Linked DNA regions of Homo sapiens: region 2 is linked to region 1. The links are chromatin loops, found by intact Hi-C in ENCODE. Cell type or tissue: HCT116. All regions are shown on one strand. Each heading gives the region's core, and the rest is flanking DNA. Links, peaks and the distances in the headings are about the cores only. Region 1 holds the start of LOC124901116 (a long non-coding RNA gene). Region 2 overlaps LOC105378237 (a long non-coding RNA gene).

Region 1 (16,239 bases), core at 3,570-11,569:
AATGGCACCATTTGGCTCACTGCAACCTCTGCCTCCTGGGTTCAAGCGATTCTCCTGCCTCAGCCTTCCGAGTAGCTGGGATTACAGGCATGCACCACCACGCCCGGCTAATTTTGTATTTTTAGTAGAGAAGGGGTTTCTCCATGTTGGTCAGGCTGGTCTCGAACTCCCAAACTCAGGTGATCCACCTGCCTCAACCTCCCCAAAGTGCTGGGATTACAGGCATGAGCCACCGCACTTAGCCAGCTAATTTCTTAAAAAGCAAATTATCTGAAAGTTTAAGGACATATCAGGCTCATCAGTTGAAATTCCTGTGTCCATTCCTGCCAGTGTGGACATACCACGCTGGAATGCCATTATCCTTCAATCTTTGTTCAACAAATACCTCCAGCCCTGGTGAGCTCTCCCTTGTGCAAGCCCCTGGTGCTCTCTGGGTCTTGGATTCTTCATCTATAACAAGAATGGAGTGAACAATTACAGTGACTTAGTTTCCATCCAGCTCCAGACTTGGATCAGGGCCTCCTACTGTGTGCTCAGCACTGTGCCAGGGTATAAAAGAAGGCACCGTGATCCCCCCGACTTCAAGGAGCTTGAGGATGAGTTGGGGAGACATGTCATAATCAATGGTGACACAGGGTGGCCTATGTAACACGCAGGTGAAGAAAACAGCCACCGGAGCTCAGAGGGCAGAAATTTGCTGTGGACCGGAAAGGACTTTAGCTGAGCCTTTACAAGCAGATAGGCTTTGACTAAGGAGAGAGGAAGGCAAAATTACATGCACTTTGGAGGCCTATTCAGCACCCTTCAAACTAAGCTCCGGCAACGTTCTTGGGCTTCATTTCCATCCCTGAAGCAGCAGAGGATGAATGGAACAAACCTTTCCAACAGAACCAGGGACTATCTGGTCCCATTCTACTGGTGCCATTATTTGTTGCATTGGGTTTCTTGTAGGTATTTTCAGTTGTTGACCGCAGGGAGCAGGGTGTGGACAGCTCTGAGTGTGTTAGCTAGAATATCAGAGCCTTGCTGAACTTGCTCATTTTCTGCCCATCCCAGCTGTCCAAGCACTAGAGGCAGCCCCCTGGGTCCACCCCACCCCACCCTTCAGGCAGGCAAGATGAAAGGACGGTGGCTCACATTGTGTAGTCTAGTCCCCCAGGAGGTGCCTCTGATGCCAAGTATTCCTGTGGCTAACAAGCCCTGGTTGCAGGGGTGGTGGGCAGGGTGGCACAGGGAGGTAGGGGGTAGCCCTCTCTCTCCTCCTCAGCTTCCTAAAAGCCATCTGTTCCAGAACCCAAGCATTGCTTCCCGCTACACCCAAACCACCGCTACACCCAAACCCGTGGGACTGGTTATCCCCAGCACACACAGCTCTCTGTTGCTGCTTGTGTTTGTTAGTTGGCATTTGAACAGTTCTCTGTGGTTCAAGTGTGAGGGTGGCCTGGGGCAAAATGAGATTGGCAGAGGTTGGCATGGATACCACACCTCCTTCCCACTCTCTTACCCACGAGCCCAGACCCCTAAACTTCCCCCTATATAACAAACACCACCATCGCCTGGAACTCCCTTCCCCTTCAGGACCCCATTCTTTACTTTTTCAGATGGCTTATTGGAGAAACAACCTCTTCTAAGGCATGAGATGTTGCTAAAGTTCTTTTTCATAGGGGTCCTCTGTGGACAGCACACCCAGGACTCATGAGAGGATAATGGCTGGAAATTACAGGCATGTGGCAGCTTCTGAGGGACAGATGGAAGTAGGTTATCTCCTCTGCTCTTACAGTAAATCTTAAGTTTTTCTATACATTGTCACCTAAGGTATGTAAGATTTTCTTTTCTTTTTCTTTCTTTCTTTCTTTTTTTTCTTCCTTCTTTTTTTTGAGTCAGGATTTCCCTCTGTCGCTTAGGCTGGAGTGCAGTGGTACCATCACAGCTCACTGCAACCTCTGTCTCCCTGGCTCAAGCAATCCTCCCACCTCTGCCTCCAGAGTAGCTGGGACAATAGGAGTGTGCCACCAAGCTTGGCTATATTTTTTTTTAAGAGATGGGCTCTCACTAGGTTGCCCAGGCTGGTCTCAAACTCCTAGGCTCAAGCAATCTGCCCGCCCTGGACTCCTAAAGTGCTGGGATTATAGGCGTTTAGTGCCTGGCCCTCTATTCATTTTCTATTCAGCAGACACTGGGGTGCACTGGCCTAGCAGGGGTGAGAACTGACTTCTTAATCAACTCAATGACTCATGTGCCATGTCATCTTCCCTTTTGGGAGAACCTCAGTTTTGTTGTGTGATGGGGTTTCATTGAGTTATTGCCACCGGGCTCACAATTTATGAGGCAGTTCTCTATTTTTTAAGAACTACCCATGAAGCTAGGAGACATGAGGTTCCTCCTGACTCACTCTGTTTCTCTGCTATTTGTGGTGGCTATCATGGAGGTAGGGCACTTCACAGTTTGCAGGGTGTCCAGACTGCCCTGACTTGATTCAGTGTTCAACAAATATTTTTGAGTATCTCTGAAGTGCTCGGCATGGTGCAGGTTCTGTGGATACAAGCATGAGTGAAGTAAGTGGTTTGGAAATAATGTGCTACGGAAACGAACAATGTATTCAAAAGGTGCACAATGGCCTGGAGCAGTGACTCAGGCCTGTAATCCCAGCACTTTGGGAGGCCAAGGTGGGCGGATCACCTGAGGTCAGGAGTTTGAGATCAGCTTGGCCAACATGTTGAAATCCCATCTCTACTAAAAATGCAAAAATTAGCTGGGGGTGGTCGGGGGGCGCCTGTAATCCCAGCTACTCGAAAAGCTGAGGTAGGAGAATGACTTAAACCTGGGAGGCAGTGGTTGCAGTGAGCCGAGATGGTGCCACTGCACTCCAGCCTGGACCACAACATGAATGAAACTCCGTCTCAAAAAAAAAAAAAAAAAAGAGAAAAGGGGGGTGCACAAGTTCCTTGCAGATGGAACTTAAGCTATAAGGTGGGAATGAATACAAAGAGCCCAGGGAGGAAGGTAAGATGAGGATTACCACTCCCATTTTACAGAGCAACCTTGGAGACACCGACTGACCATTCTAGACTGACTGGTTAGAGGCTCCCTCCCTGAGAAAGTGGTGTTTTAGGAGAACACTTCCTAACAAGAAGAAGCCAGCTTTGGGAAGAGCTAAAGGCAGCTTGCGCAAAGGCCCTGAGGCAGGAACCAGCTAGGCCACTGGGTACATTTGAAGACCAGAAATAAGGTCAATGTGTCTGGAACTTAGCTACTGCAGGATATGAGATTCAAGAGAAAAATAGGGTTGAATCATGAAAAGCTTTAGGGATTTTGTTTTGAGTGTAACAAAAAGTCATTGGTGGTTTTTGTTTTGTTTTTGTTAATTGTACCTTTTTAAATGATCATGCTAGCTGCTGTAATATTGTCACCAGCACCACTTTGTACCTCTTTTTTTTTTTTTGAGATGGAGTTTTTCTCTTTCACCCAGGCTGGTGGGAAGTGGTGAGATCTCAGCTCACTGCAACCTCCGCCCCCCAGGTTCAAGCAATTCTCCTCCCTCAGGCTCCCGAGTAGCTGGGATTACAAGTGTGTGCCACCACACCCAGCTAATTTTTGTATTTTTAGTAGAGACAGGGTTTCCCCATGTTGGCTGGTCTCAAACTCCTGACGTCAGGTGATCCGCCCACCTCAGCCTCCCAAAGTGCGAGATTACAGGCGTGAGCCCCTGGACCTGGCCCACTTTGTGCCTCTTTGGCACACCATTCACTTTGTAATCAATGTAAATGAAGACCTCCAGAGCTGTGCAAGGTGGAGCAGTCCCTATAGTTCTTCCCAAGCCCTATGTGCTTTCAGGATCTGAGAATCTAGTGTTAAGAGACTTTGGGTTGGGAAGAGTCTTCCCTAGGGGCTTTAATGATGTCAATCCTAAATCTTCTTGGAGAAGCCCAATGGGAGTGCTGGCCCCTCCAGGGTGTCTTTATTGATCTCTGTAAACACTCCCTTCTCCCAAGCTCTTTCATCCGAGAGGCCAAGCCAAGTGGAGGCAGACGCTCACTCACTCTCTCCTCCCTTCAAGCTGACACTCTGTAAGCCTTTAAGCAGCTTGTAACTCCATCATCTCAGCGCCCCTTGGAAGCGAGCAGCGTCAGATTAAGCGAATCTGGGATCCGGGTGCTGAGGAATTTGGGGCCTCTCAGGTCTCTTGGCAGGAGTAACAAGTACCTGCAGAGACTCTTCTTCAGAACAAGTGAAACTAATTCCTTCCAGGGGCAGAAAAAGGCATGTTTTTGGCAAAAGACTTCATAAGATGTTATCTCAACATCTTATGAAGTTGGAGCCCTAGGAGGGAAGGCAGTTGCTAAACCAGGTGGGAAAACAGATAGGGTGGGAGGGAAGGACTTAGGTAGGTTCCCACACTGGTTTGGATCCAGGGCCGCCTCTGGAACTAGGTTTCCTGGCCTGAGGAGGGTGGCCTCATGCCTTTTCCACTCTCCTAGGACTAGACAGGGAGAAAGAAGAACGTGGAAGGGAAGGAAGGGGAGAAGAGAAGAAATGAACTGCTTAAGTTCATGGCCCCATTCTACTCCTCAAGCTGGACAACTTAGTGGAAAGAGTTGCAGATGTAAAGTTACAGATGCAAGGAAGCTTCAGCATCATCCAATCTAACCCTCTTATTTCTTTTTATTTATTTATTTATTTATTTGAGACAGGGCCTCCCTCTGTTGCCCAAGCTGGACTGCAGTGGCACAATCTTGGCTCACTGCAGCCTCCTCCTGTGAGGTGCAAGCAATCCTCCCAGCTCAGCCTCCCACGTAGCTGGGACTTCAGGTGCATGCCACCATGCTCAGTTAATTTTTTTTAAATTTTTTGTACAGACAGTATCTCAGTATATTGCCCAGGTTGGTCTCAAACTCCTGGGCTCAAGCAATCCTCCCACCTCGGCCTCCCAAAGTTCTGGAATAACAGACATGAGCCACTGTGCCCAGCGAAGCCTCTTATTTCATGGATGAAAAGACCAAGGCCCCCAAGATGAGTACTTCCCAATGCTGACCAGAAGATGAGATGGCCTTCTCCTGTGCCAGAGGAAGTTAAAAGTGATGCATTTTGAAGGAAATTTTGGCAACATTTGTCAATGTTTTAGACACACATACATTCTTTGGCCCAGCAATTCCACTTCTGGAACTTCATCCCACAGAAACCCTTGTACATGTGTACAGAGATGTATGTACCAAGTTGTCCTCTGTAGTGTGCTTTGTCAGTGCAAGACACCTCAAGAGACAGTAAAGGGTGTGCTTAGCAGTAAGTGCAGCATTAAACTGCTACATTGGTATTACAAAATACCATGCAGCCACCAGAAGGAAGGAGGCAAATATATCTCATTACTATGGAAAAATTATGAGTGATATTGATTGATTGATTGATTGAGATGGAGTCTCGCTCTATCGCCCAGGCTGGAGTGCAGTGGCATGATCTTGGCTCACTGCAACCTCCGCCTCCCAGGTTCAAGCGATTCTCCTGCCTCAGCCTCCCAAGTGGTTGGGATTACAGGTGGCTGCCACCATGCCCAGCTAATTTTTGTATTTTTTTTTTTTTGAGATGGAGTTTTGCTCTTGTTGCCCAGGCTGGAGTGCAATGGCACAGTCTCAGCTCACTGCAACCTCCCCCTCCCTGGTTCAAGCGATTCTTCTGCCTCAGCCTCCTGAGTAGCTGGGATTATAGGCACCTGCCATCACGCTCAGCTAATTTTTTGTATTTTTAGTAGAGACAGGGTTTCACCATGTTGGCCAGGCTGGTCTCCAACTCCTGAACTCAGGTGATCCACCCCCACTTGGCCTCCCAAAGTGCCAGGATTACAGGTGTGAGCTACCATGCCCAGACTAATTTTTGTATTTTTAGTGGAGATAGGGGTTTCACCATATTGGCCAGGCCAGTCTTCAACTCCTGACCTCAAGTGATCCGCCCACCTTGGCCTCCCAACATGCTGGGATTACATGCGTGAGCTACCGTGCCCAGCCTATGAGTGATATTTAAAATTAAAAACAAAGCATGGCTGGGAAAGGTAGCTCACTCCTGTAATCACAGCATTTTGTGGGGCCAAGGCGGGTGGATTCCTTGCCCCTAGGAGTTCAAGACCAGAGTGGGCAACATAGTGAGATCCCATCTCTACAAAAAAAAAATTAGTTGGGTGTGGTGGCACACAACCTGTAGTCTCAGCTACTCAGGAGGCTGAGCCAGGAGGATCACTTGAGCCCAGGAGGTCGAGGATTCAGTGAGCCCGTGTTTGCACTACTGCACTCCAGCCTGGGTGACAGAGTGAAACCATGTCTCAAAAAAAAAAAAAACAAACAAATAAATAAAAGCACATCAAATATATTGTGTTATCCCACTGATCCAACAAAAAAATGTGTATATGCTTATGTATTATTTTATTTTTATAGTTTAATATGTATATTTCCAGAAAGATATGCAAGAAATATTCATAGTTAATTTACTTCATTTTACACCCTTATGCACAGTTTGAAGTTTTTGTTTGGTAGATTTTTATCACATGTGTATTACTTTCATTGCAAAAAGAAAATTGAGATGGAATTTGCTCAGCTGGGATCATGTAGTCATCCAGTTACTTTTGGGACTGGAACCAGACCAGGTCTCCTGACTTGTCTCTTTTGACTTTTGCGCACTGCCTTCTCTTCTAAGCTCAACAACCAGACTTAGGGCAGAGAGGGCTCTGCCTCCTTTCCATCTGTCCAATGGCTGAGAACTGGGGGTATGAAACTGTCAGTGCTCAGGGATGATGACATTCTAGGTTTTTGGGCTTCTGCCTATTGGATTCCTTTTCTGGCTGCACCACTAAAAGTAGATAATAAGCAAATGACAAATTCCTTCTCTTTTCTGAGACTCAGTTTCCCCACCTGCATAGTGGTAGCGTGGGTGTGGGTGGTGAAGTGAAGCTCACTCCTTCAATGTCCTGAGAACCTTTTAGCTGATGCTGCTGCTCCTCCAGGCTTGGGAGCATGGGGCTCAGGAGTTTTCATTCCTTGAGCCAGGCTTCCCCCTGCTGGTCTCTGCCAGTAGCGCTCGGTAAGCTTCCAGTAAAGTGTTCTAACTGGCCGTTGGTGGGGCAGGAGCTGGAGAAGCTCGACATCCTGCAGTGGGTGAGACAGTTGTGCACAGTGAAGAATTGTCTCACCTCCTGCATGGCTTTCCAATAAACAGATGATCTGAGCTTGGAACGAACTCCCCTTTACAAACATCAACAAAGTGGTTTGGGTTTGTGCTGTTTTGTGTTGTTTTGCTGTGTTTAGAGATGGTCTCTGTTGCCCAGGCTGGAGTGCAGTGGCATGATAATACCTCACAGCAGCCTCCAACTCCCAGGCCCAAGAGATCCACCCACCTCAGCCTCCCATGCACCTGGGACTACAGGCTGGTGCCACCACACCTGGCTTGTTTTTGTTGTTGTTTTGCATTTAAGATATATTGAATTGCAAAGACCCTGTAAATCAAGGGATGCTTGAACTTAGCTTGGTCCAGAGCAAGAGTTGTTCACCATCTCACAAAATCATGTCACCAGTGCCACTTGTGTGGGAATCACCTTTTCAACCCACTTGTGTCCATCTGCATTTGTAGCCATAACTCTTTGCGAGTATGTAACCAAGGAGCTCTGAGACTTCTGTTTAACAGATGGAGAACTAAATATTACTAAATTAGCACAAAGATATATGAAATACAGACACTTTATTTCATTTATGAAGGCTGTTTAAAATATATATTATTGCCATGTTTTATGTTTTTAAATTTTTGGTAGCACAATAAGAAAGCTATATTGTGAAAAATTATGTTCTTATTTATGTATCTTTTGGTTGCCTGTTTTTTTTCAGCCTGACTGATACTGTCCCCAGATATCTACCACATAAATTCTCTATGCCCCTTATAGTGTAATTTTTCTTTTTCTTTTTTCCCTCAATCATCTTGTGGTCCCCATCACCTCCTAAAGGATATGGTCTCCAAGTGTTTTGAAGAATCAGAGGCCAAGTGTATCTTGGACATGTGGGGAGTTGCTATGGGCCTCCACGACAGTATGAGTGGCTCCAAGTCCTCAAGTGTCACTAAAGCTCAAGATTTTGACCCTATGCTTATACACAAGGCCCAACTCATTTGCAATGCTCACACCTCTCCTCATCTTCCCTTCTTCCACACTTTGTAATTTCTTTTGGTATGCCATTCCCTTCTCAGTTAACCTTATTACCCTTCCTCTGTTAGTATACATGAATAAGTCGGGTCTGTTCTTTACCTTAATCCATACCTCTGATCTTTTTTTGTCTGTACTTCCTAGATGGGTATGACTTCTGCTCCATCTATTCTCTTAAATCTAAACTTTATTCTTCTAAGTAGGCATACACATCTGACAATTTCATTATATCTTCTAAAGAAGTCATGCCTCAGCATTTACATACTGAAAAGTTTTGTTTTATTTTTATTTTTATTTTTAGATGGAGTCTTGCTCTGTCACCCAGGCTGAAGTGCAGTGGCACAATCTTGGCTCACTGCAACCTCTGCCTCCTGGTTTCAAGCAATTCTCCTGCCTTGGCGTCCCGAGTAGCTGGGATTACAGGCCCCTGCCATCACACCCGGCTAATTTTTTGTATTTTTAGTAGAGATGGGGTTTCACCATGTTGGCCAGGATTGTCTCAAACCCCTGACCTCGGGTGATCCGCCTGCTTCAGCCTCCCAAAGTGCTGGGATCACAAGTGTGAGCCACCACCCCCGGCCGAAGTTATGTTTTATGATAACTACTTGCATTTCTCCTTTCATTTTACAGTTAAGGTATCATATTGATTTGTTAAATTTAATTTATCTTGTCTATGAATTTTATTGCAGAGTAGTATGAAATATTTGTATTCACTTAAAGTGGAAAGACAATCTGCACACCTGGAGGAGATATTTGCAACATTTACAACTGGCAAAGGTTTATTACCAAGAATATATAAAGAAGTCTTATAAATCAACAAGAAAGAAGAAAAACAACAGAAAGAAATGGACAAAAGAAAAAGCATTTTATAAAAGAAGAAATGCTCATGGCCAGCAAACATATGGAGATGTTCAAACTCATGTGAAATGTAAATCAAGACCCAATAAGATAAGCTTTTATGTCCACTAAAATGGCAAAATGTTAATAGCTAGACAATCCAAGTATTGGAGAACATACAGATCCATGGGATCTCTTACATATCGCTTATAAGGGTACGCATTAGGACATAGGACACTCACTTAGAAAAAGTGTGGCATTATCTTGCAAAATCAAACACTCACATAGGCTGCTGTGCAGGTCCTGAGTCTGTTTGCCCTCAGATCCACTCTTTGCTATGCCCTTATGTCCTCAGTTTTCCAGCAGGATCTCGGCAGCCATGTCATCTTGCTTCCAGTTGGGCTCAGTTAATAAAAGAGAGAGAATGGAAGGTGGAAAGAAGGGAGAAGCCAAGGTGTTTCTCACCAGCACCCTCCCCTTCTCCTCTCAGGTAACATCCCCTGTGGTGGCCACAGCTCTCCGATGGGTCCAGTTCCCACAGGAAAGCCAGCCATGATTCTAACTTCTACCAGGTGACCCTGGCCCTGGGCTCTGGTGACACTAACCTTTTGTTTCTCTAGTCCTGGGGAGGGGTAGTAACAGCTTCCTGCTATTATTAATTTATGGATTGCCTCATTGCCTCCTGTGAGGCTTCTCAGCTATTGATTACCATACTACTCAGCAATAAAAAGGAAAAAACTATTGATACATGCAACAACTTTGTCGGACCACAAGAGAATTTTACCAACTAAAAAAGCCAGTCTCACATTGTTACATACTATATGATTCCACTTACATAACCTTCTAGAAATGACAAAATTATTGAGGTGAAGAACAGATTAGTGGTTGCCAAGGGTTAAAGACAGGGTTGGGGTTGGAGAAAGAAATCAGTGTACCTAAAAAGAAGCAGCCAGAGGGATCTTTGTGGTGACGGGACAGTTCTGTATCTTGATTGTGGTGGTGGTTATACAAATCTACGTGTAATAAAGTTTTATGTGTGCATAGAACTATGTACATACTCAAACAAATGCATGTAACCCTGGTGAAATCTGAATAAGGTCTGTGGATTGTGCCAATACCAGTGACCTGGTTTTGATACTGTATTATAGCTATCTAAGACATTATTATCAGGAGAAAATGGGGGAAAGGTACATGTACTTTTCTGTACTATTTTTGCAACTTCTCGTGAATCTGTTACTATTTCAAAATTAAAAGTATCTGAAAATCCATAGAGTGGTTTCTGTTTTTTCTGATTAGACCCTGACTGATACTCCTACAACCCCACAATTCCTTCCGCTCCTAGATGTATATTTACCTAGCAGATAGGCCCCAGAGAAACTCATAAATGCATGTGTAGCAGTTATTCATGACAGAAGAAAACCCAACCACTCATAAATAGGAAAATAAATAAATTGTGGTACAAACACGAACAAAATCTTATACAGCAGTGCAGATGAATGTAATATGCTATACACAGCAATATGGATAAGCCTGAACTCATAATGCAATGTTGAGTGAAAAGGGCAGGGCTCAGGACATTATTTATAAGTGTTTTATCAATGTAAAAACACAGCATTTGTTATAAATTTTAAAATTACCTAAAATGATACAACATATTGCTTAGATATATACAGGTGCATGTGTGGGTGTGTTTTTGCTTATGTTGCTGTGATATTTATTATTATTTTTTCCTAATCACTAGAAAATGTGGGAATTATATTAATTGTTAAACATAAGGGAAGGATAGGTCAGGCGCAGTGGCTCATGCCTGTAATCCCAGCACTTTGGGAGGCCAAGGCAGGTGGATCACCTGAGGTCAGGAGTTCGAGACCAGCCTGACCAACATGGAGAAACCCCGTCTCTACTAAAAATACAAAATTAGCTAGGCATGGTGGCACGTGCCTGTAATCCCAGCTACTTGGGAGGCTGAGGCAAGAGAATCCAGGAGGCGGAGGTTACGGAGAGCCGAGATTGTGTCATTGCACTCCAGCCTGGGCAACAAGAGTGAAACTCCGTAAAAAAAAAAAAAAAAAAAAAAACCATAAGGGAAAGATAAACACAAAATTCAGGAAAGTGGTCACAGAGCGGACAGGATAGAGAATGAACATAGGTGTCGCCACTGTTCCAGTTCTCATGTGGGGAGGCAGGCTCATGGGTGTTCAATATATTATTTGAAAGATGATAGATGATAGATAGATAGATAGATAGACAGGTTGATGGATAATGGCTAGATGATAAATAGATAGATATATAGATAATAAATAGACAATTGATAGATGACAGATATAGATGATTGATAGGTAAATAGATGATTGATAGATAAATAGGTAGCAGATAGATTGATTGATCGACTGATAGATAAAAGCAAAAGAGAGTCATGCAAAGACCAACCAATGACAGTGAGTCATGAATCAAGGATCACAACGAATGGCTCTACGACTTGAGGTCTACTGCATTATCTATGTCTCCATTTATTATTAAAAGGAGGTATGGAGTCTAATAACTCTGGGACCTCCAATCTAATGAGAACAGAAATCCATGTGCTCTCGGATTCAGAAAACTGATGCCCATTCTTGTGCCCCATCAGGGTTCTTCTGAAAGCTTTTTGGTTTCTCAGACTCCAGTATCCATCTGTCCTATCCCTAGGTTCCAGGCTTTTTCTACTCTGGACTTGCCAACCTCTCATTAGTTAATTCATTTTCTTAACACAACTTGCTCAGCATTTAGTATGTATCAAGTGCTCAGACCTGGAGACACAGCAATGAGCAGAAGACACCAGGTCTCTGTCCTCATGGAACTTACATTTTGTAGTTTGGTGGGGCAGACTGGGAGGGGGTGAAAGTTGTTCGGGAACAAAAGCAAATAAACAAGATAATAATTACAGCTTGTGGTCATTGGTATGAAGGAGAGATGGGAGTGAGAGGGGCAGGCAGCAAAGCCTTTCTGAGAAGGAGACATCTGAACTGAGAAGCAGAGGGTGCAGAAAAGGCAGGACTAAAGCTGGGGAAACAGTGCAGTTCCAGAGGGGACAGCGAGTGCAAAGGCCTGGAGGCAGGACAGACTTTGGCCTGTTTCAGGAACAGAAAGGAGGCCACTATGCCTGCAGTGTACTGACTGAGGGCATAGTGATAGCAGACTCCAGAGGTCATTTACAGGGAGGGCACCAGCTGTGACCAAGATACAACCTGAGTCTCCTGGCACTTATTTTCCTGTTTGCACAGATTGCTTGCTTCCTGGTGGTCATAATTTCCTCTACTTCTCTGAATCTTACCCACTCCTATAGACCAGGTCCTGCCCATCTCCTCCCAGAAACTTCCTCAACTCTCCCAGCTCTTGGGTATGGGGGGCACCTAATATGTGTTTGGCAGTGGGTGACTCTCTTCACTCTCTTACCTCCAAGCCAGTATTTCTTAAGGTATGGCTTTCTGACCATCTGAATTACAATCCCCTAAAATCTACCTAGGTTTTAAAAGTATTTTTAGTGAAATATTTGAATTATGGTGAATAGAATACTGATCATTCATGTACTTAATATCTGCTTCTAAGACCATTACCATTTGTCCATATTTGCTTCTGTTTTATTTTCATTTTTTAAGAAACAAAACACATTACAAATACATACATGTGCTTATCAAAAGGTCCCAATCTGGACCTACTCACTCAGAATTCCTGGAAGTAAAGCTAGGAATATGCGTTTTTGCAGATTTTACATTCCTTCCTCACTCCCCTTCCCTTACCCACAAAGTTTTTTTTTGTTTTTTGTTTTTGTTTTTGTTTTTGTTTTTTGAGACAGAGTTTTGTTCTTGTTGCCCAGGCTGGAGTTCAGTGGCGTGATCTCGGCTCACTACAACCTCCACCTCCTGGGTTCAAAAGATTCTCCTGCCTCAGCCTCCTGAGTAGCTGGGATTACAGGCACGTGCCACCACACTCAGCTAATGTTTTGTATTTTTAGTAGAGATGAGGTTACACCATGTTGGCCAGGTTGGTCTCAAACTCCTGACCTCAGGTGATCCACTTGCCTCAGCCTCCCAGAGTTCAGGGATTACAGGCATGAGCCACTGCACCTGGCCAGTGGTTTTTATACACAGTGAATATTGACAATTACTGATAGTGCCATTTTCAATCTTCTCATCCAAGTAGTTCTTCCTTATAGCTAATCCAGGGGGTCTTTGCTATGCATGAGAATCCCCTGGGGAATTTTTTTAAAATACAGATGTCCAGGCCCCTCCCTAATCTAGTAAACCAGACTGGGCAGGGATGTTAGGAATCTCTGCCATTAAAACCTTGCTGGTGGGTTTTTAACGGTAGCAGAGGTTGGGGCAGAGGAGGACCCACCTCCTGTCTGAAACACTCCTGGTGATCATCAAAGTGAGGATTCAGATGTCCTTCCACTTGCTGTCTCCCAGAAGGATGTCAACAAGCCTTTCCTATGCCCCTGCGGAGTACTGGGCAGGGCTGCAACCGAAAGATATTGGTCAGGCATGATGGAGAAGCCCTGACCTATGTCCGGGATGCAGTTTGAGCTCAGACATTAACTCAGTGGGTGGACTTGGAGGTACGGTTGGCAGATCTAGCAAAGAAATAGGATGACTGCTTAAGTTCAAATTTCAGATTTCCAACAAATAATTTTTTAGTAGAAGTATGTCCTAAATGTTGCATGCGACGTATGTGTACTACAAAATGATTTGCTGTTTATTTGAAATTCAAATTTAACTAGGAGTCTTTTATCTGGAAATCCTACTTGAGGGAGTATCTTCCGCGTCTCTGAACCTCTGAACCTGTTTCCCCATCTGGGAAATGAGAGGGCTGGACTAGATGGCCTCTGTGGGTCATGACAGCTTAGAGGTTAAGATGCATTGCGCAGGTCTAGGAGATTTTCTTCTCAGCCCCAGCAGGGGGAGCCCTAACCCGCCTCAGCCGCTTCACCAGCTAATGGCTCAGCCAGGAGGCAGCCGGGTCCCGCTGGCTCTGGGGGGCCGTCTGGAAACCAGGTTGTAAGACCTGGGAGAGTCCAGGTTTGCTCATCCCTAGGACAGCCTATTCAGAAGGAGAGAAAGGGAGATCAAAGTCTCTGAAGATAGGACCATCTCAGCCAGCGCCCCATCTGCCAAGATTTAGAAGAGAAGACTGAACCCCTAGAGGGGTAGGCACTTTTCCAGGTTCACACATCTGTCCTGAAAATTAGATTCCTATCACCCTGTCCAGGACTCCTTTGCATCTTTAGAGTACCTATGTTTTTCTGTTTCCAGCTGGAAGTGTTTAACCATTGCAGTCCTGTAGCCAAAACCAATGCAGACCCCAACCAGCCCAGTAGAGCCTAACAGGAGTGAGACAGCCCCGCGTCCCTTCACAGAGGGAGTGTGGTCTGGAAGAAGGAAACATTATGACTCATGGATAAAGTACCCGTCTAGGCAGTGAGGAAAGAGCAGACCCCTCACATTTAAGTTGGGAGTGGTAGTTGATGATGATGATGATAATTATTATGGTGACTATAATGATTATTTATTGGCTTTCTCTATGCTGGGACACAACAACCTATGAGACAAGGATCATTATCGTCAGGATTTTTACTGATGAGGAAACAAGTTCAGAGTGTTGGGTCATTGGACTAATGAGATTCCATCCAGTTCTGCAGCAGGAGTGGGAGGGAGGGCTGCTTCCATTCTCTGGCCCCTTTGACCTGGGTGCCTCCAATTTCATCAAGAGCCTGGCCAACTCCTCCTCAATGAAAGGTACAGGGGGCCAGGATTATCTCCAAAGGACCCACACCTTCCCATGAAGAGTCAGTGCCTAAAGGAAGGGATGCTCACCACTTCAGTTTAGGAGATGATTTTAGGAGAGTTACGAATTTGGCATTAAGATTGAATTAATTACAGTTCAATTATCCTTTGGTCTTTCTATCAAGGAGAACATCTCTAAGATTTCTTCTTGAAACAAGAAACAGCATTCTTTAAGAAGCATGAGGCAAGGCCAGGCAGGGTGGCTCATGCCTGTAATCCCAGCACTTTGAGAGGCCGAGGCGGGCAGATCATGAGGTCAAGAGATCGAGACCATCCTGGCCAACATGGTGAAACCCCGTCTCTACTAAAAATACAAATCTTAGCTGGGCCTGGTGGCACACACCTGAGGCAGGAGAATCGCTTGAACCCAGGAGGCGGAGGTTGCAGTGAGCCAAGATCACGCCACTGCACTCCAGCCTGGTGACAGAGTGAGACACCGTCTAAAAAAAAAGAAGCATAAGGCACATTTATAACTGCATAACATTGTTTTTTCATTGTATGTGCATTTTTACCATATTTACCTTTAAGGTTTATCTCTATGGTAAATGATACTAATTTTTCATCTAAGGTAATGATACAATTTATTTTAAATGTTAAAATTTTTGTTTTTTTTTTTTTAAAAAAATTGATTTGAAGTGGGGAGAAGGACAGATAGAAGGAGGATATAGAAGCTCTACCCTTAAGGGTTCTGGATTCTGAGGGACCCTGTTAACTCAGCTGATGAATTTTGCTGAAGCCAGCAGGGCATGCAGCCCTACCCTGTCCTCCCGCCCGGGGCCCTGAGCTGATTCATACATCATGGCTCTTTGATGCTGATTTTTTTTTTTAAACTTTGGAGCTCCCTATAGTGAAACATCCAGATATGAGGGAGGAAGCTCCAGGTTCCAGTTCTCCCCCTTTATCGGTGCCTCATCACATGACCAAGTCACCCAAGCTCCCTGAACGTCAGTAAGTTGGTGGCAGAGCTACCGTGATAGTAACATGTATTCCATGTATGATCTGCCCTGGGCTGACCAAGGGACAGACTGCATCATTCAGTCCACAGGGCAAATGTTACATCTCCCACCTACCTGAAGGAGCACCCGGTCCAAGTCATTTTCCATGATAGTTCTCTGCTTTATTTCCTTTACAGCACGTTTTTATCAGAAACAGTATTGCAAATTTATGTGTGGTCTGCCTGCTAGAATGTTAGAAAGCTCCAGGGGAGCAAGGATCACGCACGCTGCCTACTCATAAGATCCCCTAACACATTGCAGGTACCTGATGAATGTCGCCGAATGACTGAATGAGCCAATGCTGAAATTTACTTCAATTCCTCTCTCTACAGATTCCTAGAGATTATGAGACTAGTGCTGGGCTTGCATTCCTCAAATGGCCAGCACCAAATGGGCCAATCTCTCCTACTGCTCGCCC
Region 2 (16,239 bases), core at 3,368-11,367, 700 kb after region 1:
TTATTTGCGTAGAGGTGTTTGTAGTATTCTCTGATGGTAGTTTGTATTTCTGTGGGATCAGTGGTGATATCCCCTTTATCATTTTTTATTGTGTCTATTTGATTCTTCTCTCTTTTTTTCTTTATTAGTCTTGCTAGCGGTCTATCAATTTTGTTGATCCTTTCAAAAAAACCAGCTCCTGGATTCATTGATTTTTTGAAGGGTTTTTTGTGTCTCTATTTCCTTCAGTTCTCCTCTGATTTTAGTTATTTCTTGCCTTTGCTAGCTTTTGAATATGTTTGCTCTTGCTTTTCTAGTTCTTTTAATTGTGATGTTAGGGTGTCAATTTTGGATCTTTCCTGCTTTCTCTTGTAGGCATTTAGTGCTATAAATTTCCCTCTACACACTGCTTTGAATGCGTCACAGAGATTCTGGTATGTGGTGTCTTTGTTCTCGTTGGTTTCAAAGAACATCTTTATTTCTGCCTTCATTTCGTTATGTACCCAGTAGTCATTCAGGAGCAGGTTGTTCAGTTTCCATGTAGTTGAGCGGCTTTGAGTGAGATTCTTAATCCTGAGTTCTAGTTTGATTGCACTGTGGTCTGAGAGATAGTTTGTTATAATTTGTGTTCTTTTACATTTGCTGAGGAGAGCTTTACTTCCAACTATGTGGTCAATTTTGGAATAGGTGTGGTGTGGTGCTGAAAAAAATGTATATTCTGTTGATTTGGGGTGGAGAGTTCTGTAGATGTCTATTAGGTCCGCTTGGTGCAGAGCTGAGTTCAATTCCTGGGTATCCTTGTTGACTTTCTGTCTCGTTGATCTGTCTAATGTTGACAGTGGGGTGTTAAAGTCTCCCATTATTAATGTGTGGGAGTCTAAGTCTCTTTGTAGGTCACTCAGGACTTGCTTTATGAATCTGGGTGCTCCTGTATTGGGTGCATAAATATTTAGGATAGTTAGCTCCTCTTGTTGAATTGATCCCTTTACCATTATGTAATGGCCTTCTTTGTCTCTTTTGATCTTTGTTGGTTTAAAGTCTGTTTTATCAGAGACTAGGATTGCAACCCCTGCCTTTTTTTGTTTTCCATTGGCTTGGTAGATCTTCCTCCATCCTTTTATTTTGAGCCTATGTGTGTCTCTGCACGTGAGATGGGTTTCCTGAATACAGCACACTGATGGGTCTTGACTCTTTATCCAACTTGCCAGTCTGTGTCTTTTAATTGCAGAATTTAGTCCATTTATATTTAAAGTTAATACTGTTATGTGTGAATTTGATCCTGTCATTATGATGTTAGCTGGTGATTTTGCTCGTTAGTTGATGCAGTTTCTTCCTAGTCTCGATGGTCTTTACATTTTGGCATGATTTTGCAGTGGCTGGTACCGGTTTTTCCTTTCCATGTTTAGCACTTCCTTCAGGAGCTCTTTTAGGGCAGGCCTGGTGGTGACAAAATCTCTCAGCATTTGCTTGTCTATAAAGTATTTTATTTCTCCTTCACTTATGAAGCTTAGTTTGGCTGGATATGAAATTCTGGGTTGAAAATTCTTTTCTTTAAGAATGTTGAATATTGGCCCCCACTCTCTTCTGGCTTGTAGGGTTTCTGCCGAGAGATCCGCTGTTAGTCTGATGGGCTTTCCTTTGAGGGTAACCCGACCTTTCTCTCTGGCTGCCCTTAATATTTTTTCCTTCATTTCAACTTTGGTGAATCTGACAATTATGTGTCTTGGAGTTGCTCTTCTCGAGGAGAAACTTTGTGGCGTTCTCTGTATTTCCTGAATCTGAACGTTGGCCTGCCTTGCTAGATTGGGGAAGTTCTCCTGGATAATATCCTGCAGAGTGTTTTCCAACTTGGTTCCATTCTCCACATCACTTTCAGGTACACCAATCAGATGTAGATTTGGTCTTTTCACATAGTCCCATATTTCTTGGAGGCTTTGCTCATTTCTTTTTATTCTTTTTTCTCTAAACTTCCCTTCTCGCTTCATTTCATTCATTTCATCTTCCATTGCTGATACCCTTTCTTCCAGTTGATCGCATCGGCTCCTGAGGCTTCTGCATTCTTCACGTAGTTCTCGAGCCTTGGTTTTCAGCTCCATCAGCTCCTTTAAGCACTTCTCTGTATTGGTTATTCTAGTTATACATTCTTCTAAATTTTTTTCAAAGTTTTCAACTTCTTTGCCTTTGGTTTGAATGTCCTCCCGTAGCTCAGAGTAATTTGATCGTCTGAAGCCTTCTTCTCTCAGCTCGTCAAAATCATTCTCCATCCAGCTTTGTTCCGTTGCTGGTGAGGAACTGCGTTCCTTTGGAGGAGGAGAGGTGCTCTGCGTTTTAGAGTTTCCAGTTTTTCTGTTCTGTTTTTTCCCCATCTTTGTGGTTTTATCTACTTTTGGTCTTTGATGATGGTGATGTACAGATGGGTTTTCGGTGTAGATGTCCTTTCTGGTTGTTAGTTTTCCTTCTAACAGACAGGACCCTCAGCTGCAGGTCTGTTGGAATACCCTGCCGTGTGAGGTGTCAGTGTGCCCCTGCTGGGGGGTGCCTCCCAGTTAGGCTGCTCGGGGGTCAGGGGTCAGGGACCCACTTGAGGAGGCAGTCTGCCCGTTCTCAGATCTCCAGCTGCGTGCTGGGAGAACCACTGCTCTCTTCAAAGCTGTCAGACAGGGACACTTAAGTCTGCAGAGGTTACTGCTGTCTTTTTGTTTGTCTGTGCCCTGCCCCCAGAGGTGGAGCCTACAGAGGCAGGCAGGCCTCCTTGAGCTGTGGTGGGCTCCACCCAGTTCGAGCTTCCTGGCTGCTTTGTTTACCTAAGCAAGCCTGGGCAATGGCGGGCGCCCCTCCCCCAGCCTCGTTGCCGCCTGGCAGTTTGATCTCAGACTGCTGTGCTAGCAATCAGTGAGATTCCGTGGGCGTAGGACCCTCTCAGCCAGGTGTGGGATATAGTCTCGTGGTGCGCCGTTTTTTAAGCCGGTCTGAAAAGCGCAATATTCGGGTGGGAGTGACCCGATTTTCCAGGTGCGTCCGTCACCCCTTTCTTTGACTCGGAAAGGGAACTCCCTGACCCCTTGCGCTTCCCAGGTGAGGCAATGCCTCGCCCTGCTTCGGCTCGCGCACGGTGCGCGCACACACTGGCCTGCGCCCACTGTCTGGCACTCCCTAGTGAGATGAACCCGGTACCTCAGATGGAAATGCAGAAATCACCCGTCTTCTGCGTCGCTCACGCTGGGAGCTGTAGACTGGAGCTGTTCCTATTCGGCCATCTTGGCTCCTCCCCCCGACAATACCTTTTTAAAAAATGGATTTGGCAGATGGATCTATGGGCAAGCTATAATGCTTAACATTTATTGAGTGTAAAACTTGTTTATACCATCAATTTAAGCCCCTTTTAATACCCCTTTACATGTTATTTTATTGATTCCTCACAATAGTGCTTTGAAGAGGACCCTATTGTTATCCATTTCATATTTGAACAGACTGGGGCACATAGAAGTTATGTAAATTGCCCAAAGTCACATTATTAGCAAATACAGAGCCATGATTGGAGCTGAGCAATGTAACTGCAGGATCTGTCATACAAATTACACCCTGTATGGCCTCTCTAGAGGAAAGAGAGTGCCTTCAGGGATGGTTGAAGGCTCAGCATTTTTGCATGTCTTCCTATACTACCTGACTATATGGCTCCACGATTGCAGCTATCCCAAATGACCTCAAGTTGGGTACCTAAACTGATTGTCGAGAGGGATTCTGGAAGGATAAGGGCATGAGATACTGGTAGTCCCAGAGAAGCACCGGGAGAGTAATCCCATGGTGGCAGCAGTAGAAAGGTCTTGGAGATTTGGGTGGCTAAGGAGCCTTCTGATCATGGAGAAGCTTGGAGGACCCATCTATGAAAGGGCTTTCTGGAACAGGACTGCTGGAGAGATTGTAAAAATTGATGCACCACCTATAGAATTTACCCAGGGTTTTGGGGATGCCCCTTTCCACTGGGGGTGAACCCAAGTTGCCTTCCCGGGATATTTCCCTGTTGCTTAAGCAGCAATATAGAAAAGTGGAATGATTTCAGGCTCTAGGGTCACGCAGGCTTGGGCCCTTAGCTAAGCTTGACTCTCAGCTCTTGTCCCACCTGGAAGAGTTTCCTAATGTCTTTGAGCCCCCTTTTCTCCTCTGTGAATCTGGGGCAAGTACAACCATCTACCTTAAAGGGCTGTTGTCAGAATTAAATGAAATAATGAAGGTTTGCAAGTAATAAGCCCTTAGTATATGGTAGCTGTTTAATTCCCTCTTACCCCAAGAAAGATCATGCCCATCATTTTCAGAAATATTGCTTGACCCAAACAGGTTTTTGTTCTCTTGCCAGACTCTCTTATACTTCCTTTCTCTAACCTGCATCTTCTAACAGAAAATGAGCATTGCTTCTCTCAGTTCTACATAAACTCTGCTCCTTCAAGGAACCAGGGAACCATTTCCAGCCAGCACTTAGTAAGAAAGAGAGAGAGTAAGAAAAAACTTTAATGTAGTGGTGTGCTGGAGCTATCCTGTACTATCTCATGAAAGCCAGTTGTTAATTGTTTAAGAATTTTGTGAGCTGGTTGATTTCACTTTGCTAGCTTGAAATGGATCTAGGTGGGAATATTTATACTACAGAAATTGTCGAATATTACAACTTAGAGTTTCTCTTTTCTTTCTTCTCTTCGAGAGCTTGTTTTAAAACATTGACCAGCACACCAATGAGTGTTAATAGTTAGAAAGTGATAGTAGTTAGGAAGCATACTATTTGTCAGATGTTGTCCAAAATCTTTACATATAGTAGGTTGGTACAAAAGTAATTGCAGTTTTTGACATTCCAATACCAAAATTTTTTGCTATTACCGTACCAAAAACCTCAATTACTTTTGCACCACCCTAATACTAATTAATTCTCACACCTTTTGAGGTGGTTATTATTATCCCCATTTTGTAATGAGGGAAGTGAGAAAGTGAGTTGCCAGAGGTTATGTAGCTAGTTAATGACAGAATTGATATATAAACTAAAGCAGACTGGCTCCAAGGCCTGCGTTCATAGTCAGCTATTCCGCCTCTTGAGGATTCTTGTGAGGATTTAATAACTTATGTAAAGACTTGGCCCAGTCCTTGGTGCTTAGTAATTGCTTGATAAATATTAGCTGTTATTATTTATATCAAGAGTTCTTAAGTTTTTGAGGTCACGAAAATCTGATAAAGAAAGCTTTAAATATCCTTTTTTCCAAAAAGATGTACATTTGTTTAGTGTGTACCTAAACACACACACACACACACACACACACACACACACGTGCGCGCGCGCGGTGAGATATAACCTTAGGGGATTTCTGAACTCTTGGACACCCATTGATTCTAACTCTACCTTTTGGGGGCCACGTATAAGGCAGCCAGTCTCTCCTATTTCCCCATACTGTCTTTCAGTGCTCCAAAGATAGGGATCAAATTTCCTTTGTGTTTATCTTTTTCCAGTAGAACATCCATGTTTCTTCACCTTCTCTTCAGGGGCTGTTTGTGTACCCTCCCAAGCCACTTGCCCTCCTGCAGGTGTGCCCTAATTTCCTTTGCTTCTCATGGTATGAGACCCAGAGTTGTGTAGTCTTTTAGCCTTCTTCATTTCCCCTGATCTCTGTCTACCAACTGGTATTTTTCTAGTTCCTTTTTTCCTCTGGTGTCCTAGCTCTAGAGGACTTTACAAGTTCTCTGGCATCTAGGATATAAAGTTGAGCTACAGTTTTAACACCCCTAACTTCACACACACACACACACACACACACACACACGCACGCACCAGTATACATCTTACAATCAAACCATAAAAGAATTCTGAATATGTGAACACCTATCTAGGGGCTTCTTTACTTTCTTCATCTGGGCTTCAATGAGCTGTAGACATCTACTTTGGCTTTCTTCTGTCTTTTAAACCAGTGGCCCCCAACCTTTTTGGCACCAGGAACCAGTTTTGTGTAATTTTCCCATGGATGGTGGGCATAGAGGGGCAGGGTCAGGATGGTTTGGGGATGAAACTGTTCCACCTCAGATCATCAGGCATTAGATTCTCATAAAGAGCTCACAACCTAGATCCCTTGCATGTTCAGTTCACAATAGGGTTTGCACTTCTATGAGAATCTAATGCTGCCACTAATCTGACAAGAGGTGGAGCTCAGGCGGTAATGCTCGCTCACCTGCCGCTCACCTCCTGCTGTGCAGCCCACTTCCTAACAGGTCATGGACTGGTACCAGTCCGTCCGTGGCCTGGGGTTTGGGGATCCCCGTTTTAAACTTTCCTTGTACCCTCATTTTGCTTCCTCAACCCCAACTGCCTGACAGCATGTCTGCTCTCTAGCCTTGAATTCCAGTCTTACTTTCACTCAACAAAAGAAGAATAACAACTAATAAAAATTGCTTAGACTTTCTATGTGTGTACAATTTTGTATACATTCTCATTTAAACCCATGCAACAAACCTATGATATAGGGGTTTCAAAGGAAATGGAAGCTTAGAGGGATTAAGTAACTTGCCCAAGTTTTCACAGCTAATAAGTGGCTAAGCTAGAATTCAAACCCACTTTTAGGAGCTCTATCTTTGCATGCTTTTCTTTGGTGTGCACTGACTCCTTTTCCTGTATCGCGCATCTAATCGTGGTCTGACACATGGTCCCATCCTGAATATCTGTATTTATCACCGGGCTTTAGAAGTTCATAGTGTTAATAAGACATAAAGAGATTTCAGTCACTGGGTATTGGGGGAATTCTTGCAGGTGGAGGATCTCTCAGGATTGTGCAAATACTGCCACACAAGTCCCACCAACCCCACCCCAGCCAACCAACCATGTGCCTCACTGACTAGGTCAGAGCTCGTTAAGACTCATCTTCCCTTTTCTTCAGTCCCAGAAAGAAATGGGACTAAAGCCTTTATAGAAAATAAAGCCATCCCTCCCTGCAAAAGGACCCTGAGCTGGATTTTTGAGAGTCCAGAAAGCTTTTTGTATAAGAAATGTGATTTTTAAAAACCTGACAGGTAGGCATCCTTCCAGCTTTCTGTGGCTTACCAACGGCCCCTAGTGGCCAGTGGCTCCAAGTGCCACGAGCTGTAAGTCTTGGCTTCTTTGGTGCTAGCTGCATGCCCTGCAGAGTTCTATTGCACTGCATTAATTCCTGATCAACATATTTTGCAGTATTGGGACAGAAAAAATGATGAAGTCTAAAACTCTGGGCAAAGAAAGCATTATAATGGGTGATCAAAGCTATAAAATTGGCAGGCTTTCACGAAGGCCTCTCCCTTTTTAACATTCCAGACCACACACTTATGCAGTAGCCAATATTGTTATCTCTATGAGGTTCAGAGAGGCTGCTATGTAAACTAGGCTACACACTGGTTAGCAGGAAAGAACACCCGGGTTTGTGTGCGCACCGGTCTATGTAAACACAGGCTCTAACATTTGTCAGGCATGTCTAAAGCAGCATGTAGGTTGTTTATTGGCAAAGCAGTCATCTGGTTTTGGGAAATAATGGCAGCTACGATTTAAGATTCACTCTGTGCCAGGCACATGATAAATGCTCTTATGTGAAATATCTCATTCACTCTTCATAGCCACCACTGTGCAAGATAAACACCTCCAATTTGCAAATGAGAATTCAGTCTCAGCAAGGTCAAAACTGCCCGAGGTCACATAGCTGAAGTGGAAGAGCTGGAAATTAGGGCCCAGGTTCTTTGAATCCAAAGCAATAGCTTTCATTTACCTTAATACATAGCATGTGTGTTCTCCTTCAAGCAAATCGAAGTTGTTAGTCTTTAGCACACACTCACCAGAATCATTCTCTTCCTGTCTCCTAACCCGGCTGTATGCTGGTGAGCGTTCTGGCTGATAAGAGCTCAGGGACTGTTGGCTGGGTGCGGTGGCTCACGCCTGTAATCCCAGCACTTTGGGAGGTTGAGGTGGGCAGATCATCTGGGAGGCTGAGGTGGGCAGGAGTTTGAGACCAGCCTGGCGAACATGTCGAAACCCTGTCTCTACTAAAAACACAAAAATTAGTCAGATGTGGTTGTTACATGCACCTGTAATCCCAGCTACTTGGGAGGCTGAGGTAGGAGAATTGCTTGAACCCGGGAGGTGGAGGTTGCAGTGAGCCAAGATCATGCCACTGCACTCCAGCCTGGGTGACAGAGCGAGACTCCATCTCAGAAAAAAAAAAAAAAGGAGCTCAGCAACTGTGGACGTCTGTTGGCCAGTGCCCCTCTCAACATAAGACTTTATACCTGGGAGACTATTTTGTGTGTGCCCAATGTGCTCAGAAATCCTCTCTAACTGCTGTGGGGTGTGGGTGGCTGCTTTGGAAGGGTCATTGGCAACTCACTCATTTCCTGGAGACTTGGAGGGTTTTAGTTAGGGAGGCATGTGGACACTGCTGAGTCTAGTGGTCATTAGGCAGGCTTTGGAGTCAGGAGACATTAGGAGTTACTAAACCATTCAAGACTCAGTTTCCCAATCCATAAAATGAATCTTGTGGGGTTGTGGTAAGAGTTAAATAGGACAATACATAGGATATTCTTAACATAGCACCTGTCACAGAGTGCCTTGCTAATGTGTTCATGTGTGAGGGACACACTGTGACTCGATATAGCTCCCTGGGAAGGTTTCAACAGCAGCACTAACCACTGAGAGACCTGGCCCCTTGTCAGGTGTCAGCAGATGAGATTAGGTTTTGTTTCCCTTGAAACACAAATCAGTTAACTTACGGGTTGAAGCAAAACCAACATACTGATGGAAAAAAGCCAGAAGCAAAGAAATCCCTCTCCTAGGGATAAACAGGTGGAGTGAAATAGTGACAAAGTCTTTATTGGGAGCCACATCCCCCAAATCCCTTGCCAGGAGAGTATTGACTTTTGGTAGGAACAGGGGACAGAGCCATGAAGGAATGAATTTGCCTCAAAAGGAATTGCCATGACTTAATGGCTTTATTGAATCCTTGGTTTTTAGCCCATTGATTCCCATTTACTTTAATTCAGAGCTATGTAGGAGCTGCACCATTACTTTGCTTGGTCATATTGATTAGTCAATATCCCTCCTCCTCTTGCCTAGGGTTTGTCCTTCTTCACATATCACCATGTATCTCTTGCTCCTGTTTTCTGTCGTCATTTCCCCCATTGCAGTGACTGTGTTACATGCACATGCAGGTGGTCTTGGCAAACCCTTGGAAGGCCTTGCTAACTGGAAATAATGGCACCAGGCAGCTGAGTGGTGCCACCTCACCATTAGGCTCTTTGTGCTAGTTATAACCATGCTTTTGCTTTAGGACTTGTCTTCAAGCTTTGAAAAAAAAAAGCTTTTAATTTTTGCATTCCTTTGGATGACAATTTCTATGTAGCTGTACTGGGAGGTTTTATTTAAGGCATGTTTTTCAAATTTTAGTGTGTACCAGATCACCTGGGAGCTTGTACAAAAGGACATTCCTGGGCCTAACTACTTTGACTCAGTAGATTCTTGCCTCCTCCCCTTTTAAAAATTGAGATAAACATGACATAAAATTAAAATGAACTATCTTAAAATAAACAATTCAGTGACATTTAGTACATTCACAGTCACGTGCAGCCATCACCGCTGTCTGTTTCCCAAAACAGTTTTATTACCCCCAAGTGAGACCCTATATCAATTAAGCAATCACTCCTATTCCTCTCTCCTCCTTGCCTTTGGCAATCACTTATCTGCTTTCTGTCTTTGTGAATCTACCTATTCCAGATATTTCATCTAAGTGGAATCATACAATATTTGTCCAGTTCCTCTGGCTTATTTCTCTTAGCATATTTTGAGGTTTGCCTATATCTCAGTACCCCATTTCTTTTTATCGCTGAATAGTATTTCATTTTATACACACATTTTGTCATTTAAGGAAGGACCTCACTTGGTTCTGCAGCTGGTGGTCTTTGGTTCAGCTTTGGGAATCATTGCAGTGGAGCTGGGTGTGCCCCCAGGCAACCTGATACCTTGTCAGAGCAGATTCTGGAGAGTGCCAGGCCCCAGCTGTCCCTTGGGTGTGACAGACCTTCAGAGATGGGCCTAACAGTGGATGACCAGGGTGTGTTCAGCCTAGCAGGACAAGTATCAGGACAGAGATAGAGACCCAGGTAAACCCAGTGAAGTGAGGGTATAACAACAGTATTGCTCTCATAACATTGTTGTTTAAATTAAATAAAGTAATTTATAGTAAGTGGTTGGTATAGATCCTGGCACAGAGAGAGTAGAGTGAAGCCAAAAGTGGCCATGATTTTCATTGCTTTTCCAAAAAAGGGGTAGTGTGCAGCTGGAGTCTGGCACGACTGGTGGGTAACTCGTGTAGACAAAGGGAAATGCTCTCAGCAGGGCCAGCCACTGTTCCAGGATTCTATAGTATTTCCAAGAGAATTTATGAGAATAAGACATGGCCCCTGGTGAGGGAGAAACAGGGTACCCAGTTTCCAACATAAGACGCTTAGTCCCAGCAATAAGGCAGGAGTCTTGTCTTAAAATGGAACATATTGTCAGAATAAAAGCAGTCACAAGGCTAAACTAATCAGTATCCAAATTGCTTGTCTGATTTCCCTACTAGGTTGTGAGTACAGGGAGGGTAGGGTTTATATCTGTCTATTTCCCTGCTGTGTTCCTAGCACATAATATAGAGTATGAACTCAATAAATATCTTTTCATGGATGGAAGGATGGACGCTGTGTTACCTGTCTAATGCCTCAGGACTGATTCATATTTTCTGAATCAGTTCCTCACACTGTTGGAGGAATATACTCTGCTCTTAGAATATTTGTAAATCTGATAAAAAATTCTCTAAAGTGTGCACATTTTTGATCCAGCAGTTCTAAGTATTTAACCTAAGGAAATCCCTAGAGGATCATAAAGATTATGACTCAATAACATTAATTGTGACATTATTTAGAATAGTGAAAACAGTGGAAATAATCCCCTGTCCAACAAAAAGGGATTAGTTAGCTATATTATAATACTTATATTCAATAGTGTTTCAAAGCCATAAAAATAATGAAGATTGTTTAATAACATGAAAAAATGATCAAATTATGCAGTTAGTGAAAAAAAATGCAAGTTACACAACATTTTTACATAATGCTACTCTGTGTGTGTGTGCTTGTGAGTATAATACTGGAAAGATTTATCTTTGCTGCTGCTCTGATTACAGGTTATTTTCTTTTCAAGCTTTTTTGAGTTATTTCTGAAATTTCCAGTGTCTTTATTTTGAACCTGTGGTAATAACTTAGGTCTTTGACTTCTAGAGTGTGTCTGAACCTGCATGGGGTACTGAGTGGCTATAGCTGTGGGGATTAGAAAGCTTCAGGGAAGGGCTAGAAACACCATTAGGCAGGGCCTCTGCAACATTCCAAGGATGGGATGTGCTGTTCTTGCAGGAGAGAGAACGTTGTCCACCATCTTTCGTGTCGTGTCCTCTTTCCTCTCAGATCAAGTGTTAGCATTAAATACTTTTCAGCCTGTAGTAGCTTTGATCTACATGGAGACTGGATCCATGTTCTGGCCTCCTAACTCCTGAGATAATCAGTGGCAGATTGGTTTCAAAAAGATAAATTTAAACCTTGTATAGGATGAATTGACCATGCAAATTAATTCTGTCCTGTGTTCTGGAAGATTAAAAGAAGAAAGTCTGGGCTGAGAAAGTGCAAACGGAATTAAGTACTTCTATTTAATGGGAAACAAGATGATATCTCTTTAGGACTGGCTTTTTATATTTTCAGTCAACCGATTATAAGTAACCTCTTGTCCAGGACTGAGGCTTTGTTCCTGGGCCAAGTGTGTCTGTCTGGTGAGGTTAGGTTCTCCCCAGAGGCTCTTGGGATTTTTATACCAGTACATGACTCCTGCAGTTCCTCCAGAATTCCTCAGTTTGATAGCATCCTAGAGGGGAACATGATTTACATTTATTTTGGGACCTCCATAGAACTTACAAACCGACAGTGGTGATGTGTTGTGTGTGCTTTAAAGGGGAAGGATAGGTGCTAAAGGGAATAAGCTCCACGAGTTCTCTGAAAGTAAATGTTTCATTTGAGTCATTTTGGTGGTTGCTTCCACCAATGACCAAGGCAGTCCCTTGATTATAAAAATGGCTAAACTTTCACTGAGTGATTGTTATGGGTCTAGCATTGTGCTAAATGTTTTACATGACATATTAGAGTTCTCCAGGGAAACAGAACCGATAGAGAGAGAGAGAGTGAGTGAGTGTGTGTGTGTGTGTGTGTGTGTGTGTGTGAATAGGTGGAGAGACAGAGAAATAGAGATTTACTATAAGGATTGGCTTAAATGATTATGGAGGCTAAGAAATCCCAAGGACGGCAATTGGCAAGTTGGAGACCCAGGAGAGTCAATGTGTAGTTCCAGCCTGAGTCTGAAGGTCTGGGAACTAGGAGAGCCAGTTGTGTAAGTTCTAATAAAAAAGCTGGCAGGCCTGAGACCCAAGAGGAGCCAAAGTTTCAGTGCTATGGACTGAAGATTGGAAAAGACTAATGTTCTAGCTCCTGCAGTCAAACAGGAGAAGTGTCCTCTTACACAAAGGAAAGTCAGCCATTTTGTTCTGTTCAGGCCTTCAACTGATTGAATGAGGTCCACTCACATTAGGGAGAGCAATCTGCTTTACTGGATCTCCTGATTCAAATGTTAATCTCATCCAAAAACATCCTCACAGATACACTCAGAATAATGTTTGAGCAAATGTTTGGGTACTTTGTGGCCTTGTCAACTTGACAAAATAAACCATTGCACATGGATTATATAATTTAACTTACACAATCATCTTGCAAGGTTATCCTTGTTTTCATTCCTGTTTTACAGACGATGAAACTAAACCTTAGAAGGTTTATAGTTAGGATTCAAACCTAAGATACTGATTCTGGGGGCCACATCCTTAACCATTATGCTATAATAAATGCTTTAAAATTGATTACTTACCAACTTCTCAGATATAAATTTAAGAAAAATATAATCACTAACGATAGATTATATAAGACATTCATTAATACCTATATAATGAGTAGATAAATATACTGTTAACACCTTACATCTTCCCTCCAATAAATTCATGCTTTGCACATTTCTCTTTACTCTGGAAGAGTGTTACTGAGCAAAATTTGGTGAGTCTGTTGAGAACCCAGTTTCCCTTTCTTAATGAGTGTCCTAGGTCATACCGGTTGCATTTTAGGAATAAATAAATTGGTACATTAAGGTGTGGAGGCAGTAAAGACTCTCAGCATTGAGATATTTGTGTTGTGAAGAGATTGTGTAAACAGTTCATAGAAATTTGATTATTGGAAATAAGTGAAATCATTTCCTAGGGATTGTCTTGAGTGGATTTGGATGAGGTTAGAGTCAGCTAAGCTCATTCCAGAATCTCAAGAGTAATGGCTCTCTGGGTTGATCATTAGTAGTAAGTGATATGTCTTGGAAATATGCTATGCAAATCAAATCCTGTTTTCCTATTAATTTTTATGCTTCTCTAAGATATCCTTCAGTGGACATTACTGTATTCTCTCCCATCTCCACTCAGTTTTTATCTTTGAAATAAATGCCTACAGGTAGGCATAGAGTGCTCTGAATTTGAAGAGCTGCTTTGGAAAAGCAAATTTACCCTCACAGTTTATTATAAGTTGAGTTTTTAAAAATTATAAATTTCCTTAAATCAGGGCACATCTGGATTTCTAAGAAAGCATGGGAGGGAATTCTCTATTAAGGTGATGTGATATATTTTAATATGCTATCTATCCAACTAGTTAATACTTAGTCGACTAGGTTTGGTTGATTGTTTCAATACTTTGAAAAGTACCAAGAGAACAATAAAGCTATTTCAATTTGGAAGTAGGGGAAAGTAAAAATAAGCAATCTTGTTGAAATATTAACTTAATTAGGATTGACTCAGCTGAGAGGAATTTGGGGCTTTAGTGGCCCAGGCTGGAGGGAAAGGCTGGCCTGATCCTGGGTAAAAGTTCAATTTGTCCAAGTGGTAACTCCAGGCTAGAATAAGACCCATGTTCATCATTTGAGGGAATTCAACGCAGGCAAATTTTTTATTTGTGAGAAACCAACCCCATTCATGCTAGTTCAAGGAAAGGAGCGTTTTGAAAGTTTACAGGGGCACTTCACAAAAATGAAACAGTATACACCCTGCGTCAAAAATTGTATATTTTGCTTAAAATGTTCTAAGGATAGAATTTCCTCTTCTGTCTGTTTTTGTCTCTCTCTCTGGCTGTATTAAAAAATGTTAATAGGCTTTCTCTGGCATTTAACTTTCTGAGATAACTTCTCAGTAAGAACATGGCTGAGAATGACTGTTTTATCCCCGATTCCATGTAACTTTCAGTATAAATATTCGCTAGTCTCTGATCAGGGATTTTTCTTTTCTTTGTTCAAACTTTCAAGGTAGAACATTAGCTTGTTAGGCAGTTAGTAGGTTGGCTTTCCTTGTATTGGATTTTTTGTGTGTGTTAAGTGGGCTATAACTTCCAGTGGATCCCATGCTATAATAAAACACACCTACCTTGACTCACCCCTTCAACAGGGGCTGGTGAGTGGAGGCTTCTTCTCTGAGAAGAGATTGCAGGGTTACCTGTATCGCAAAATTATGTACCACAATGAGTTCCAGCAGGGCCTCCTCAAAGAGTGGTATTCCTCTGAATCACAAGGTGTCACGTGTCTGAGAGCTCAGGAGACAGGATTCATTTCTCAGAACAAAGGGATTGATGTATGTATGGTCAAAGCTCCAGCCCAGTAAGCTCGGGTTCAGTACAGAATCCCAATATCAGAAAGGGAATAGGGGTGCAAATCAGGAACCAAGGTGGAGATTCTGTCACATGGAGGACCAACATGATATGGGTTCTGAGAAGGCTTATAACTTAGAACCATGACTCCAAAATCCACGGGATGCATAAAAATCACCCTGAGGTACTTAATTTCAGGGCACCCGCTGAGATCTAGTAATCTGCTGAGGGAATTCTTTTAACAAGATCACGTAGTGAATATGACACAGGGTCAGGTTTGGAAACTTGTGACTTATTCGGCCATCTGCCATCTGCACACACCAGATTCTGAGCCAACCTACAGAAACAAGGGCCTTCACCTTCTCTCTTCCAGTCTGAGGCTCTTTATATCCTGCCATTGCCATTATAGTTAAGGTCACCGCAGAACTCTCTTATGTCAGAGAAGTAAGGTTTTCTTGGTGTGACTATTGGCATTTATGGCAGATGGTCTGGATAGGCTGGACTGTGGTGGAAATCTTGAGAGATTGAATTTTGAATCTGTGTGTCCATAACAGCTGAGACAGAAAAGGTTAGGCTTAATTTTTTTTTTAAAATGCTGTAAAGCAACTTTGAAGCTTTGTTGATTGTAGGGAGACCCCCTGAAACTATTGCTACGGAATAAAAGATGAAATGCTCCTGATTATTTTAAATACAAAATTGCATGCAGGATTGTGTAAAGACAATGCCAGGTTGGACCGCCAGAATGAGCCAACAGCGCATGATGTGCTTCCTCCTGCAGAGAGCCTATGAATGGACGTGCAGTCAGGGAAGTTTCACATCACCAAGATTCCTATCCCAGAAAAGCAGATGTTCATAGCTCTGGGAATGGAATGCGACGCTTGTGGAAAGCCTATAAATGGACGCATGGGGGGCGCCTGTCCATATGGATAAGATAGGGCTATAAATGCCCTCATCTTGCCATGGCTCTTCTGGGCCTCTTTAGGGTTAAGGCATACTCCCTTCTGAGAATTTCTGGTCTAACCAGTTGTCTAGCTTCACGTCCTGTTTCTATGGATTGTTTGTAACCAGCTTTTGCTGCAACTGTTACTGCTGATAAATACCTTGCTAATCATAGGTTATGGAAAGACTGTGTTTCTGTTTTAAGGCTCTGTTAGAAATTACTGATGCACACACAATATTGTAAATTCTTATCCCTGTATACTGTACTTCTGCATACAGATGTTATGTTAAAAAATTACTTCATCCCCATGTGACCATCTCACCTCATAATCAAATGACCCTAAATCCCTCACTAACCTACTCCTGCCCTCACTAAACTTAATAATAAATGCTGGTATATACAGTGCATTGTTGGCACCGCAGGACCAGAAGGCAGTGACCCCCCTGGACCCAGCTTTCACTATCTTGTTTGTGTCTATTATTTCTCGACCTGCCGATCTGCCTGGAAACAAAGAGAGAGCCCCACTGCATTGCGGGCTGCTGGCC

Evidence for each region. A loop is a pair of places that touch in the nucleus more often than their neighbours do. Peaks named below come from ENCODE experiments on the same cell type or tissue, not always from the same donor. Only the 100,000 strongest peaks of a DNase experiment are listed, where the experiment ranks them.
Region 2: a loop joins it to region 1, with 10 times the contacts of the local background. A loop is called at or near these places in 8 of 110 quality-filtered maps.

Annotation. Positions count from the first base shown.
Region 1 is chr5:151,645,175-151,661,413 of GRCh38, forward strand. LOC105378231 (a long non-coding RNA gene) reads left to right here. Exons shown (of 2, transcript XR_944417.3): 2 at 8,860-10,275. LOC124901116 (a long non-coding RNA gene) reads right to left here and starts at 9,331. Exons shown (of 2, transcript XR_007059007.1): 1 at 9,292-9,331; 2 at 6,393-7,127. It overlaps SPARC (secreted protein acidic and cysteine rich), which reads right to left. Exons shown (of 10, transcript NM_003118.4): 10 at 15,922-16,239. RefSeq lists an enhancer at 14,028-14,147. In HCT116, for the core only: a CTCF peak has its summit at 7,051 (motif pointing left); a DNase peak (open chromatin) is centred at 7,027.
Region 2 is chr5:152,342,802-152,359,040 of GRCh38, forward strand. The region is part of intron 1 of LOC105378237 (a long non-coding RNA gene); the gene reads left to right. Among named protein-coding and RNA genes, the nearest start is that of NMUR2, 54 kb to the right of the region's middle. RefSeq lists enhancers at 2,429-3,031, 7,808-7,977, 15,112-15,281, a silencer at 7,036-7,135 and a cis regulatory region at 7,893. In HCT116, for the core only: a CTCF peak has its summit at 7,048 (motif pointing left); a DNase peak (open chromatin) is centred at 7,050.